Regions from separate parts of the Mus musculus genome. Here region 2 is linked to region 1. Evidence: chromatin loops called from intact Hi-C (ENCODE). Cell type or tissue: heart. All regions are shown on one strand.

Region 1 (8,000 bases):
AAGAAAAAGGGGGGGGGGCATAACAACAGACGCCAAGGAAATCCAAACCATCATTAAGTCTTTTATTTCAAAGAACAGTCAAAAGGACAAAATGGCAGCCTACAGAATGGGAAAAGATCTTCACCAACCTCACATTTGGCAGAGGATTGATACCTAAAATATACAGAACTCAAGAAACTAGATATCAACAAACCAAATAACCCAATTAAAAAATTGGATACACTGCTAATCAGAATTCTCAACAGAGGACTCTCTAATGGCAAAGAAGCACTTAAAGACATGTTCAGTGTCCTTCGTCATCAGGGAAATATAAACCAAAAGGACTCCGAGATTCCCCCTCACGCCTACCAGAATAGCAAAGATCAAACACTGAGGTGACAGCTGGCAAGGATGCGGATCAAGGATGTCCTAGCCTCCATCCTGGTGGGAGTGCAAACCTGTACAACCACTTTGGAAATCAATTTGGTGGTTTCTCAGAAAACTGGAAAGATGTTTACCTCAAGACCCAGCTATACCACCCTTGGGCATACACCCAAAAGAAATGCTCCACCATACCACAAGGACGCTCGCTCAGCTATGTTCATAGCAACTTTACTTATAAATAGCCAGGAACTGGAAACATGTCCCTCAACTGAAGAATGGATACAGAAAATGTGGTACAGCTACACAATGGAATACTACTCAGCTAGTAAAAAAAAAAAGACATCAAGCAATTTGCAGGCAAATGGATGGAACTTGAGAATGTCATCCTGAGTGAGGTAATCCAGATTCAGAAAGATAAAGATGGTATGTATTCACTTATTATAAGTGGATATTAGTCATAAAGTACAGGATAACCATGCTATGAATCACAGAACCACAAAAGGCAAGCAACAAGGACAGCCCAAGGAGATCACACTTGAATCTTGCTGAAAGGGGGGAAATTGATTAGGCATGGTGGGAGGTACAGAAGGAGTGGACTGTGTAGGGGAGGAGAGAGGGGTGTGAATAGGAGGGACCATGTGGAGGGAGAATGGAGGAGAGAGTACTGGGAAAGACAAATGGATTGGGGTGGGGACATCTCTGGGATGAACTAGAAACCGAGGACAATGGAAACCCCCAGGAATCTGTGAGGACGACCCTAGCTAAGATTCCCCGGCAACGGGAGATATGGAGCCTGAACTGTCCATCTCCTGGAATCAGGTAAGACTTCCTATGGGGGACTGGGACACCAAACCAGTCACAAAACCTTAGACCCACAATTTGTCCTGCCTACAGGATATGCAGGGGTGAGGGCTGAAGCAGAACTTGAGGGAAGGGGCAACCAATGACTGGCCCAGCTTGAGAGCCATGCCATGAGAGGGAGCCCACTCCTGACAGTATTATTTATATTCTGCTCTATTCGCAGACAGGAATCTAGCAAAAATGTTGTCGGAGGGGCTTAGCTTAATGCAGCAACAGTTGGAAGCTGATGTAGAGACCCCGGGGGAAGAAGGATTCAGGGAGCCAGAGAGGTCAAGGACACCACAAGAAAACCTAGAGTCTAACCTGGGCTAGACCTAGAGTCTAACCTGGGCTCATGGGAGCTCATAAAAACAGACCTGCCAACCAGAGTACAGGACCGGGATGGACTTAGGCCCTCTGCACATAAGTAGCAGCTTTGTCTTCATGTGGGACCCTAACGTGGGAGCGGGGGCTGTCTGTGACGACACTGCCTGCCTTTGGATCCCTTTCCCCTAGCTGGGCTGCCTTGTCCAGCCTCGGTGGGAGAGGATGCACCTAGCCTTGCTTGACGTGCTGGGATTGGCTGATGAGCTTGGAACGCCCCCTCTTCTCTGTGGAGGAGAGGAAGAGTGGAAGGGGGGTGGGGTGGGGGAGGAGTAGGAGGGAGGGACTGGACCAGAGGAGGAGGAAGAAGAATTGATACAGATGTAAAGTGAATAAATAACTTAGTAAAAACAAAGCCAGCCAGGCATAAGCACCGGCCAAGCCCGCACTCCGTCAGCCGGACACTAACCTTGCCGAATGGAGTATCCACATATTTCTCAGTTCTTCCTTCTAAAATTTCGGGATCATCCAAGCCTGTTCCACCAATTATTCCAATCTAGGGGAGAAAGGAGAAGAAAGAAGACGCTCACAGCTGGTCATAGTTCACTTTAAGCAAAGATACCTAACCGTATTTACAGGCCCATTCTCATTCCTGCCAATCCCCAAAGGGCAATGACTCTGAAGATTCCTGAAGAACAAGCCCTTTAATTAAAAAGAATCAAAGCAAAAACCCCCAAACAAAACAATAAAACCCGATGGTCTTTTCTATTTTTTTTTTAAGATTTATTTGTTTATTCCATGCATATGAGTACACCACCATTGCTCTCTTCAGACACACCAGAAGAGGGCACCAGACCCCATTACAGATGGCTGTGAGCCACCATGTGGCTACTGGGAATTGAACTCAGGACCTCTGGAAGAACAGGTGGTGCTCTTAACTGCTGAGCCATCTCTCCAGCCCCTTCCATTCTTGACATAGCCAAAACATAGGCCGCTGTTTCTGACTGCACCACATTTACTCCCAATTAAATCACAAATAAACAGAACGTGACTTTCAGGTTAGAAATCGAGCCCAAAAGTTGTAGAAAGATCTTTCTGATCAAGGTTGCTTCTCTACCACATTTACTATGGAGTAAAGAAAGCTTGATATAAAAACTTAGGCCTATTTCTTTGATAATGCTTTCTTTTTACTATACCATGATATTTTATAAGAAATTTTCTTTGCATGCCACTATAACCACCTGGAAGGGAATGCAGGTTAAAGATGAGTGACATGACAAGCCCATACTAATATATATATATATATATATATATATATACTAAGTCAAAGGCTGTTCATATGTATACATATACAGCAGACAGTATTTCATACATTGTATAATTCAAATATTTATTCAAAGTAATTTTAATTTTGTTTTTGTTTTGTTTTTGAGACAGGGTTTCTCTGTATAGCCCTGGCTGTCCTGGAACTCACTTTGTAGACCAGGCTGGCTGCAAAGGTGTGCGCCACCCCCCCACCCCCCTCCCCGCTAGTAGTTTTAATTTTTTATGTTTAAGCATTTTTTTTTTCAGTTTCCTAAGACTTCCTGGAAATCCATGTTCTTATAAAAAGTGGAGAAAGAAACCTGATCCTGTGAGTTGATCTGGAGTTGGAGGGATGGCTCAACAGTTATGAGCATTTCCAGCAACCACAGTGTCTCACAACCATCTGTACCCCAGCTCTAGGAGGTCCGACACCTTCTTTTGGCTGCTGAAGGCAATGTGCATATATGGTTGCCAGACACATGCAGACAAAACACCAATGCACATAAAATAAAAATAAATGAATCTTTAAAAAAAAATTGAGTTGATCTAACAAAGCCTAAGAAACAAACCAGAACAATTACAAAGATAAACATTAAAGTCTTAACATTAAAAAACTAAGTAACATTATCATTATGAAACTTTATGTTGACTCCCTAAAGAACACAGGACTTAAACAGGTCAACAGCAGGCTACAACATGGGACTTTGGGAGAAAGCTCATAGAAAAAGACCCCAGCACTTTTTACAATGAAAGGGTGTAAACGAATTGTCACTGAATAATATTCTTACAAAGGAAAATAGAAGTTTCTGGCTCAACAGGGTAAAGTTCCAAACTAAAGAATTTATGAGATTTTGCTGTAGGATGGCAGATTTACATTTCCTGGTGGCTAAAACAGTTGACACTGATGCCACCTTGTGGTACATTATTGAAATTACAGCAGATGTATTTTATATCAACTAAAGGGGAAAGACTGACCAGTCAACATATTGGTGATTTCAAATCAACAACAGTTATTTGTTTAATATGCTTAAGGTCAACCAATCTATAAAATCATTCTATTTTACAAAAGCCCAGCACTTCTGCTGGCGTGGCTTCTCCGTTGTATCTTTCACATCTCTGGGCTAACAGACTGTCCAGCCCATGTCCTCACACTGGGCAAAAGAAAGCAACAGAAGAAACAACTATCAGTTGACTCATTGGGAATTTAGCTACTAGGCTTAGAGGCAGGAGGATCAGAAGTTCCAGACTGTCTTTTGATATATAGGGAGCCTGTGGCCAGCTTGAGCTACAAAATATGAAACAAAAGCCAAAATCAAACAAAAAGCAAACAAACAAAAAAAACCTTCAAACTTTTTACTTATGACCGCTTTGCTTAATCATTTCAAGAAGTCCCCTAGGCTACCCCATCTCAGATTCTGAGTCAACACTGACAACACTGACCTTTCAGGCTTGAATACGAAACAGATCTCATTTTGTTTTGGAAGTACTCTCAGAATGCAGCAAGCTAGCACAGTAGGAATGGAAGCAGCAATCGGAACAGGCTAGCTCCTGAAACTCGTCCTCCCTCATCTGCCAGCTCTGCTTCAGTCCAAACCCTCCCAGCGACACGACGGGCCTGCACTAGGGACCTCAGCCCTTAGCGAGGAGTGGGTAGTACTTGGCAGGAAAGCAGACTGACCAAGAAGACCACAGCAGTCTACAAAGCCCACCCGGTCATCCAGCTGGCTCTCACTGTTAATGGAAACCTGTACCCACACCTAAACCTACACCTGCTACAGGAAACCAGACTGGCAACTGAATACTGTACTGCCACACCAGGGAACAAACAGAACCTTGATGGAGGCCTGCAGTGTCAACATGTGGCCCACAGCACCACCTGCTGGCAGCACAAGCAAAGTACAGCTGGATGAAGCTCCCAAGCACTTCACCCCAGGTTAGCGCTGAACCGTATCTGATTTTCACAGATGCTCTCTTCTTACACAGGTCCTATGGCATTATTCCTGCTTTACAAAAAGAGCAGCAACGCCGTTTTCCAGCTTGAGCACCGTGTGCCAACTCCTAACATCCTCTGGGGACTTCCAGGAGCTCAAAGTCTACTAGAAAGGGTCACTGCCCATGATACAGAGACTAACCCTTGGTCGGGGCAAGCTTTTGCTCAAGGTGACGGAACACACTGTAGAGAGGCTCTGGGTAGCTGGGCGAGCATCTACGGCAGTGGTTCTCAACTGTCCAAATGCTGTGACCCTTTAATACAGCCCCTGACTTGTGACCCCCAACCATAAAATGATGTTACTTCATAACCGTAGTTTTGCTACTGTAATAAATCTTAATGTAACTATCTACTATGCAATCCCCAAAGGGGTGGTGACCCACAGGTTGAGAACCGTGATCAAGGACACCACTGAGAAACCCATCAACCACTCTCAGGAGGCAGCAATACCTTATCAGATCCCAAATCCAGGTGACTCTAGAATGCCTAAAAATGGGTTAAAGGGCTGAGACAGAACAGATGGATCAACTCTGTACATCCAGAAAGTCTTCACTACACAAAACAAGGTTTCTGAAAGAGGGACATGTTTAACTGTTAGATTTCCCACCAGTCACCTCAAAAAGAATGCCTGCGACTTTGGACCTTACAGCTACATTCCCTAAAACCAGATACATACCCTATGTACTTCCCCTGGTGCCTCAAAACCAGGACTTCACCTACCTTGCCTGGTCTCAGGAACCATCCTTTTGAGCCCTGTATGCCCTGCCTCCCAGAGGTACTCACAAACACCAAAGATAGAACAGCTGAGATGAACCCATGTAACGAAATGGGTGGCTTTTGAGCATGTCAAGTTCAAGGTGAGGAAAGACAGCTAGGGTGGGATCTAGCCCAATCCCTCTCTGGGATTTCAGTCCTTCAGCTCCAGTTACCACCAACAAATATGGAGGGACTATGTGTATGGTTTTATAGGACCCCATTTATGGTCCTGACTTACGGGGATCAAGAGACCAAATGCTTGCGCCCGAGAGGTCTGTACAAAACCTGCAATACGAACTAGACAGCACATCCCCAAAGTAAATGTGATGGTCTGTATTATGCTTGGCCCTGGGAGCAGCAGTATTGAGAGGTGTGGCCGTGTTACAGTAGGTGTGTCACTGTGGGCGTGTGCTTTATTTAATACCCTAGTCCTAGCTGCCTGGAAGTGAGTATTCTGCTGGCAGCCTTCAAATGAGGATGTAGAACTCTTAGCTCCTCCTGCGCCATGCCTGGCTGGGTGCTACCATGTTCCTGCCTTGATGATAGTGGACTGAACCTTTGAACTTGTAAGCCAGCCCCAATTAAATGTTGTCCTTATAAGAGTTGCTTTGGGGGGCTGGAGAGATGGCTCAGTGGTTAAGAGCACTGACTGCTCTTCCGAAGGTCCTGAGTTCAAATCCCAGCAACCACATGGTGGCTCACAACCACCTGTAATGAGATCTGATGCCCTCTCCTGGTGTGTCTGAAGTCAGCTACAGTGTACTTAAGATATAATAAATAATAAATAAATCTTTAAAAAAAAAAGAGTTGCTTTGGTCTTGGTGTCTGCTCACAGCAGTAAAACCCTAACATAAGCTTTCTCCACAGGGAACGCCTATGGGCCAGACTGTGCCCCAGTCCAAACCTATATACAGATGTTGTGATGCTCACTACTTGAGTGGATTTGGAGTCAGGGTTGAACCTAACGGACACAGATACACCCAGAAGGAAGAGCACAAGGAGCCTGCACATTGAAGCTCCCAGAGAAGAGGCCACCCCCAGCTTAAAGATTCTACAGGGCTGATGGACTGATTAGAACTTCTGGATTGGGGCTGATCCAGAGTCAAATCTTAGGCCACACCCCTGGTTCTCTTGCCCACCCACAACCTATCTAACATCCTAGTTTCCAGGAGGCAAAATCTTCTGGTTTAGCAAACCACCAAGTTGTAGCAACTGGAAGCTAAGGCGTTCATCAGATGGAATCTGAGAGACTTCCTGCTCTGCTGTATGCTGTCTAATCTCAGCTCCCACCAGTGTATTTGAATTTTATCCTGTAACAAAATAAACTTCATGAAACCACTGATAGAACATTTTCTTTGGGGCCACTTGTATCCATGTTCCTGGGATGCAACATACTGATTATTCTCTTTGAGGATTTTTTTTTTTTTTGGTCAAAATATATGGAAACCATGGCTACCCCAAATCCAAACCTCAAGGAGGGTTACCACAGAAGAAACCAACTCTCTTGGCAACCCTCTGGTTATCTGGGACAAGGAGCCTCCAGTACTGTGAGATACTGCCCACTGAGCTCTGCTAAGGCCATCCCAGCAACCTAACACAGTCATAGAAGTCAGAGGAATTAGGAAAGGCTGGAAGATCCAAACAGCCCCCGGGCACCCCGAAGCTGGCACATTTCACAGCTGAAATGGACTATTTGGTTTCTCCGGGGCCTCTTCTTCAAAACTCACTGCACTCCTTTCAAGTCTCCTTTGCTTGTGGAATAAGGGCAGGATGTGGCCTAAGTTCCTTGCTACTCAGCTGATGGATATCAGCAGTCCCTCTCTGCCAAATGTCAGACCCCAAACTGCAGAGGATCTGATAACTGGATTTTATCCAAAGCATGCGTTTTATCCGAAGCTTGTTGGTTGGTTCCAGTGTGTTGCTCTGCTTAAAACACAAATTTGTACAATATGAGCTAGAGGAATATATCAGGCCGCATAACGACCCCTTCCTATGCTAGTCACCTGGCATTCTGTCACTGGGACACAAAATATGTGAGAAAATCAACCCTAAGGAGGAAAGGTTTGGCTCAAAGTTTTACTCTGTGGTCACTTGGACCCTATGGTGAGGCAGAATATCGAGGTGCGGAGGAGAGGAAAGCTGCTCAAATCACAGCGGCAAGGTAGCAAAATGAGGCTACATCTGTAGTTCTGATACGGCTACATCTGTAGTCCCGATACCCAGGCTAGCCGCATGCCTCATGGGACTTAACTTCCAGAGCAAAGCTGACTTCCTATCTGTTCCATCTCCCCACTTCCTAACAGCTGTAACCGTTAGCATTCGGGTTCTCAGGGGATATGCAAGAGGCTCCTCCAAAAAGATGTTGACACCCCAACCTCAGAACCTACAAATATTATTCAGTGTAAATAAATTAAGATGAGAT
Region 2 (8,000 bases), 300 kb before region 1:
CCTAATTACCACCTAGTGTTGAAGGTTATCCCCTGTTGCTGAGGGCACTGCATGCTTCAGACACAGAAGTGAGAGGCAGTAAAACTGGAAATGACCTCAAAGCCCCCTCCCAGAGGACCAGCTTTCAAGTAGCAGAAGATGCTATGCAAGCTGCCAAAGGAAAGAAGCAATTCATTTCATTTATTTTTAGGCAGCTGTATTCTTTTTGTGGAGCCAGGAACTATCATATTGAGTGAGGTAATTAAAAGTCTTACCCAACTGTGACATCTATGAACTCCAGCAATGACCAGTCCAGCAAGCTATTCCTCAATGAGCAACAGTAGTAATTATGCCTTGGCAGTAACCAAGAGCTATAAGCCCCTCTGAACAAGAAAGAAATCATGCCTGGTACTTTAGCCCTGGTCAGCTTTATTTTTTTAATATGTCTCTCTGTATTAGACGTGTGGATTTTTAAAATCTAGAACCAAAGTCTTTAGGTTAAATTTTAGTCACTTCAGAGTAGCATTACACCTCTGCGCTTTTCAGTTTCTTCATTGGTAGGTTAAGGGTAATAGTTACTACAATCTAAGGTTGCTCTTAGGATGACTAGTAATGCATGGACAATGCCTATATCAGCCTCGGCACCTTGTAGAGACAATGCTTTGGTCTCTGTAGTGGAAATGGTAATAACAAGGACAGGAATATAGAGGAAACCCCAGAAGAGGTGTATGAGACCCTATCACTGTAAAGTTTTGTTTCCTTCATCCTGCTTACCTACATAGAAACAATCATTAGAATGTAATTTTAATATTTTAAATATTAATGGTAATGTTTTTAGGCAAGAAAGTAAGCTTGGGCAGATTCTACTCTGGCTCTGCCCTGCCCTTTATTTATACACTTGGGAAATCACCTTTTGTCTTCCTGTGTTTCATTTCTCCAGTCTGTAAAATGGGAAGGGAATGGCCTAGGTTCATAATCACAGAGCCCTCCACATGCTAAAAAGAGCCCTCCACAGGCAGTGATTCATTGGGAAACACTTATGATTTCCCATGTTCTCTGGGTACCTATACATCTGCTGCAAGTGGCCAGCATAACACAAAATATAAATGAAGATTGTGGCCCTTTGACTCGCAAGTCAACTAAACACATGAGGGTAGCTTATGCCTATGCCAGAGGCTGACTTGCTTTTTATAAAATGCTTTAGCTCTGAGAAAGCAGGACTCCAATGTGATCCTAAGAAACTAAGAAAAGAAATAAGAAAAGGATAAAAACAAGGACATTCATGTGTATGGAAAATCTATAATAGAGATTGTTATAAATCTTATTGAGGCCTCACAATAACTTAGGTAAAAGGTTTTATTGCCCATATTTCAGAGATGAATTCCTCAGAGAGGTTCAAAGTTAGTCCCCAAGACCACAAGCTATTAACTTCAAAAGCAGGATTTAAGAAAAGTTAGCTAAGCACAGTTTCAAGTTCCAGATGAGATCTGAGCTCTACTGGAACTGGAACATTTTAACTTAGCCACTGAACTTCAAGCATGAAGTGCTCTCTGCCTGAGTAGTGTTACCAAGGCCATGTGTGGTAAGGGAATTCACTTTATTATGGACAACTAGCCCATAGAGGGCGTATGTCCTTCAATCATGACTGGCGCAGTCTGGCAAACATCTTCAAAGCTTTAATCCAAAAACCTAGTATTTCAAAGGTGTCCTGCTGTGACCATTCTTGGCAAGTCTACTTGGGAGTTGACTGAAACAGCTCAGCAGCAGTGTGAGTTCTTCCACACCCACAGAACAGCAGAGAGAAGGATCTGAGAAATGGACACTGTTTTCGGAAGGCATTTGGGAAATGAAGAATGCGACTTTTTTTCCCCTCCTGTTCCTCCCCTTTTTTCACCAACACACTCCTGGGCTCCCCTGATTTGATGGATCACAGACCAAGGGCACGTGAGAGTAAAGTCAGCAGGGTATTCACCGCCACCAAGTTCTCAGTCACTGGACTGGAACATACGTGCCTCTTCAAAGGAAGTGGCGTAAAGAGGAGAGAGCAATAGAGCTGCAGTCTTGAAATCCAGGGACCTTTACAGTGTTTGGACAACCCCATTAAACTAGAATACTTGACCTTGGATAAGCAAAACCATAGTTAAATGTTAAAGATACAGGTCCATTATCTTCACTGTGGTCAGAATGGACACTTTCTATATGCCACGTAAAGAATAAGATGCATTATTGACTTAGGGGCCTCACGACTTTATGAAGTAAGCACGATTATTATACCATATTCAATGAGGGAGCTGAAGCACAGAAATGTTGGGTAACTTTCCAAATGTCACGGGGGGTGGGGTGGGGTGGGGAAGGTGGAAAGGTGCTGGGATAAGAATTCTCACTATCCCAGTGGCTACACTCCAATGCTGGCACGTCCTCAGGTTTCTCTGATTGCCTCTGGAAGGCAGCCATAGTCTCGGTAAGTGCCAATAAGTGACAATTGTTTAAACAAATCATTTTCATGAATTCCCTGACCCATTTAAGCAGTTCTATATTAATCAGCTGCTGTGATGAAAATAGGCACAGGACTGGTGGCCATACTGGTTAATTTCAAGGACAGTTGCTTGCTGCTGGGTCACAGACCACACAGGTGGAACTGCTATGTCCTAGGATGCCTGGATTTAGGGGATCAAGTTTCACTGTTCTGATACAAGGGTCTGACTGTGACGTGTGTAGCTATTAAGAAGGAAAGGTGGAGAAACAGCCTAAGCAAGGACTTGTACCAATTTATTTCAGGGGCACAAATCCACCCTCTTAAAACCTTGAAGTTCTTTCTTCCCCCCACCACCCCCCCACCCCAGCATTCCTCCTCTGCAAGTCAGAGACTGATAAGGAATGAGAACAGAAAGGCACGAGCCTTACTGTCTCAAGTGGCTTATTGGCATCTCTGAAATTTTCACACAGGGTGGCACCCGTTGGAATGGTTTATACCCTTCAGAGCAATAAAAAAAAATTGTATCCCTCCTCCCTACTCGGTGAGGCAGGAAACATACTAAAAATATCTTAAAAGAAATCTCCTTTGCTCACTGTCTCTCTCTGTCTTTGACTCTCTGCCTTTGTCTCTCTCTGTTCCCCTCTCTCTGTTTCTATTTCTCGCTGTGTGTCTCTGTGTCTCTGTGTATCTCTGTCTCCTGTCCCCTTATCTCTTTACTTCCTCTCTGCTCAACCTTCTCCCCTCCCCTCTCAAGCACATAAGGTGTGACCCATTACTGGAGCCCGTAAGATACGAGTACAAGATTGGACTGGAAGATAAAATGGGAAAGGCTGTTGATAAGGGACCTGAGGATCCCAGCTGGGGTGCTAACCCCGCAGTGAAAGACATCTGCCACGGAGACACAACCCTGAGAGTGAACCATTGCTCTTCCATCATCTTGGGCAAAGCTCCTTGGGGATTACGGTTCTGGTGACCTGTTACAAGCCTCAGGATGGCCAGGAGGAATAGATGAGATCACACCCAGCAGACCATCTGTCAAGGCTCAAAAAAAAAAAAAGCAGTATATTCTCTAAGTTTGCTCTTGCCTCATACAAACCAGAAGCTGCCCTTGATCTTTGGACCTCTTCCCAGGCCCAGGAGAGGTAAAACTCTGATATTGCTTTGGGTGTGGCCCCAGCCAGCCTTGTTAATAAACATTCCTTCCTGTTTCTCCACAACGACAGAGGAGGAGGGAAGCAAGGTCCGAGGACAACAGCAGAGGTCATGCCAGGCGCAGAAGCAACCTGAGCTAGAGCTGAGTCACTCCCTGGTTTTTGTTGTTGTTGTTGTTTTGTTTTGCTTTTTCCTATTTGTGTGGTTCATTCTCTGAGACCAATCACCCTGAGATTAGAGATGCTATGAACTGTAACCTGCCTCTTCCTGTAACTTGCAAATGGGTGAGCAATTTCCATTTTTGTCTTCCCTGTTTTACTTTTCTCATAGCACCAAGAACTTAGTCTTCATTTTCCAGGTGAAGTCTCCCACCCCATTTTTAATTCCCACATCAAAGGAACACTGTACTGGTATACTTAACTTTGTGTCTACTTAAATGCCATTTTAACGGGCTGTTCAAACTCTGTGACTACTTCCCTAGGTTTTAGACTAAAGTGGACTACATTATAAATGAGCAGAATGTCATAATATATAACACCAGTGAAGCCTGAGCTCTATATGTGCTTGGCATGCATGAGGTTCAACTTCCAACATACAAAAACCAAATTTAGTCCTCACTGGCAACTGAAAGCCTGCCTCACTATGTGCGCTCCCACCACTGCCTCTCAGAAGTGCTTCGATTACCCACAGTCCTTTGCCAGATGAGACCAGAGTCCTGCGCGCCTGGCTCTTCCTCTCACTGGATCCTATGCCAAAGATGTAAAATTTGGTGTGGATGTTCGAGCCTTAACGCTTCAGAATGTAGACCTGTTAGCAGATGTGCTAGCTGTTACAATGGGGCCAAAGGGAAGAACAGTGATTATTGGACAGAGTTGGGGAAGTCTCAAAGTCACCAAGGATGGAGGTCACTGTTGCAAAGTCAACTGATTAACAGGAGAAATACAAAAGCATGAGAGCTAAATGTTGCCAATAACACAAAGGAAGAGGCTGGGGATGGCACCACCACTGCCACTGTTCTAGCATGTTCTACTGCCAAGAAGGCCTTTGAAAGGATCAGCAAAAAGGCTAATCCAGTGGAGACCCAGAGAGGTGTGATGGTGGCTGTCGATGCTGTAATTGCTAAGCTTAAAAGAACAATCTAAACCTGGGACAACCCCTGAAGGAATTGGTCAGGTTCCTTCCATTTCTGCAAATGGAGACAAGCATTGGCAACATCATTTCTGATGCAATGACAAAGGCTGGAAGAAAGGGTGTCGTCACAGGGAAGGATGGAAAAAAATCCCTGGATGATGAATTAGAAGTTACTGAAATGAAACTTGATAGAGGATATATTTACCCATATTTTATTAATATATCAAAAGGTCAAAATTGTAAATTCCAAAGATGCCTATGTTCTGTTGAGTGAAAAGAAAATTTCTAGTCTCCAGGTTACATTGTGCCTGCTCTTAAAACTGCCAATGCTCATTGGAAGCCTTTGGTCATCATTGTTGAAGACGATGATGGAGAAGCTCTAAGCACGATGGTTTTGAACATGGTAAAAGTTGGTCTTCAGGTTGTAGCAGTCAGAGCTCCGGGGTTTGGGGACAATAGAAAGAATCAGCTTAAAATATGTGGCTATTGCTACTGGTGGTTTGGCTTTTGGGGAAGAGGGAGTGAATAAATCTTGAAGATGTTCAAGCTCATGATGTAGGAAAAGTTGGATAGGTCATTGTTAACAAAGATGGCACCCTGATTTTGAAAGGAAAAGGTGACAACACTCAAATTGAAAAACGTATTCAAGAAATCACTGAGCAGCTAGGCATCACAACTAGTGAATATGAAAAGGAAAAGCTGAACGAGTAACTTGCTAAACTTGCAAATGGGGGAGCTGTGCTGAAGGTAGTGAAAGAACCTAGTGGGGAAACCCCCACTCAATTTCTGTTCGGCGCACACCCAAGAATCACGAACAGACGACCACCTTGATGTAAAAGCATGAGGTAGTTTAATGACAGAGCTCCGGGCCGACACATATCTCCCGCAGGAGACAGAGGTGTTGACCACATGGTGGAGCCATAATGGCGGAGCTCCGGTTCAAAACGTATCTCACGCAGGAGACAGTGGTTTCAACCCTGAGGCTTGGAAGCTAGGGACTTTTATAGAAAAGGGGTGGGGCTGGAGGAGGAATTGGCACGGTTTCACATGATTGGTTCATTTAAACATTAACAGACTCTCAGAAGGGCGGGAGATAGGGAGGTACCAGGCCAGTCAGGACAGGTAACGATGGGCCGGCCCGGGCATGTCCTGGCCTGTTGTGCTATGTTTTTAGCCCCTGGTTTCAAAGTTCACAAACAACTCTTTGGGCTTTTTGACATATATTACATGAATCACAGGTCTCAAGTTTTATTTCCTTTCAGTTGGAGGGACAAGTGGTGTGGAAGTGAATGAGAAGAAAGACAGAGCTACTGATGCTCTCAGTGTTACAAGAGCAGATGTTGAAGAAAGCATTGTTCTCAGAGAAGGCTGTGTTCTGCTTCAGTGCATGCCAGTCTTGGATTCATTAAAGCCTGCTAATGGAAATCAGAAAATAGGTATAGAAATTACTAAAGGAGCACTCAACATTCCTGCAATGACTATGCAAAGAATGTAGGTGGGGCTGGAGAGGTGGCTCAGCAGTTAAGAACACCATACTGCTCTTCCAGAGGTCCTAAGTTTAGTTCCCAGCAACAGATGGCTCACAACCATCTGTAATGGGGTCTGATGCCCTGTTCTCAGGCGTCTGAAGAAAGCTACAGTGTACTCACATAAATAAAAATAAATAAATAAATCTTTTAAAAAAAAAGAATGTAGATGGTGAAGGATCTTTGATAGCTGAGAAAATTCTGCAGAGTTCCTCAGAAGTTGGTTATGATGCTACACTCGGAGATTTTTTGAACATGGTAGAAAAGGGAACAACCGTTGCTCCAACAAAGACTGTAAGAGATGCTTTACTGGATGGTGCTGGGCAGCCTCCTTTCTATCTACAGCTGAAGCTGTAATACAGAAATTCCTAAAGAAGAGAATGACCCTGGAATGGGTGCAATGGATGGAAAGGCAGTGGGTATGGTTGGTGGCATGTTCTAACTCCTAGAATAATGCTTTGTGCTTATCAATGAACTGTGACAGGAGCTCAAGGCAGGTGGGGGGATGGGGTGGGATGGGAGGTTCGAATCTCTAGGACATGCCAGAGACCTAGGATAGAGGAGGCTCCTGGGAGTCTATGGGGGTGACCCTAGATGAAACTCCTAGCAGTAGGGAATATGGGGCCTAAAGTGGCCACCCTCTGCAATGACTTGATGTGCCAGGCTGGGTTGGTACCCAGGGGGGCTCCCCCTTCTCAGAGGAGAAGGAGAGGGGAAGAGGAAGGGGCTTGTGAGGCAGATGCTGAGAGGAAAGAGATGTAAAGTGAATGAATGAATAATTAAATAAATGGAGAAAAATAATGAAAAGGAAAAACAACAATTCACTGTGTTGAGCATGGTGGTGCATTGCCTTTAAGCCTAGCATTCCTGAGGCAAAAACAGGTGGATCTCTGTGAGTTGGAAGTTAGCCTGGCCTACATAGTAAGTTCCAGGCTAGCCAGGGCTACTAAAATCCTATCTCAAAAAGAAGAAATAGAAGAACACATTGCGTTCATATTCATCCTTCCTAACCCTCTCCCCCTCCATCTCCTGGTGACTCGGAGGAAATGTTCTAGTCACCACTGCATCCTATTTCCAGAAAAACATCTGCTCAATAGCAGGCGTCCAATAAGGCGTCCAAGAAGCAGCCCACAGTCATCACACCTACGTGAAGCTCTTGAGGAAACTCTGATCGCCTTTAGTCTTATACTGCATTGAGGATTCTCATAGAATTATCTGGTTTTGTGATATTCTCAGATGGCTGTAAAATAGTAAGAACAGAACAATCTCCTGGACTAACTAGTCCAGTCTTAGGAAGAGACCAGAAGTTTAAGAGAATGTCATATCCGCACTAATGCCTGGATAGTCCTGTACACACTTTCTGTAATAAGGCATGACTGAAAGGGGAAAGGCACTCAGCAGGGAATGTGAGCAGGAATCTGAAATGCCTGGATCTCTGAAGCCCAGGGTTTTATTTTTTAAATTTCCAATGAATTTTGCGTTCCAAGGCATGAAGCCTCTTGGTTTGACTTCATTTACAAGAACTTTCGTTTCAGATTGTTGGAGAAATAAATGAAACCTCCAGGAAGATGTGCCCTGTTTAGCTTGGAAAATCACCAAGAATTCCAAGTGCATGTGGCATGATGATAACCATCTAGAAATGACTCTGGAGGGACCTTAAGGAGTGAAGCCTCTCCTGGCTCTCTCTCTCTCGCCCTTGCCCTTACCACAGAAAGACTCTGTAAAGTGAGAACAAA

What was found. Peaks named below come from ENCODE experiments on the same cell type or tissue, not always from the same donor. Only the 100,000 strongest peaks of a DNase experiment are listed, where the experiment ranks them.
Region 2: a loop joins it to region 1, with 2.2 times the contacts of the local background. A loop is called at or near these places in 2 of 42 quality-filtered maps.

What each region holds. Positions count from the first base shown.
Region 1 is chr4:89,142,272-89,150,271 of GRCm38, reverse strand. It overlaps Mtap (methylthioadenosine phosphorylase), which reads right to left. Exons shown (of 8, transcript NM_024433.2): 2 at 1,997-2,083. Among named protein-coding and RNA genes, the nearest start is that of Mtap, 8.9 kb to the right of the region's middle. In heart, CTCF peaks have their summits at 3,750 (motif pointing left) and 4,718 (motif pointing left); a DNase peak (open chromatin) is centred at 4,701.
Region 2 is chr4:89,440,923-89,448,922 of GRCm38, reverse strand. The region is part of intron 5 of Gm12610 (predicted gene 12610); the gene reads right to left. It also overlaps the pseudogene Gm12608. Among named protein-coding and RNA genes, the nearest start is that of Cdkn2b, 130 kb to the right of the region's middle. In heart, no CTCF peak of the experiment used is centred here; no DNase peak of the experiment used is centred here.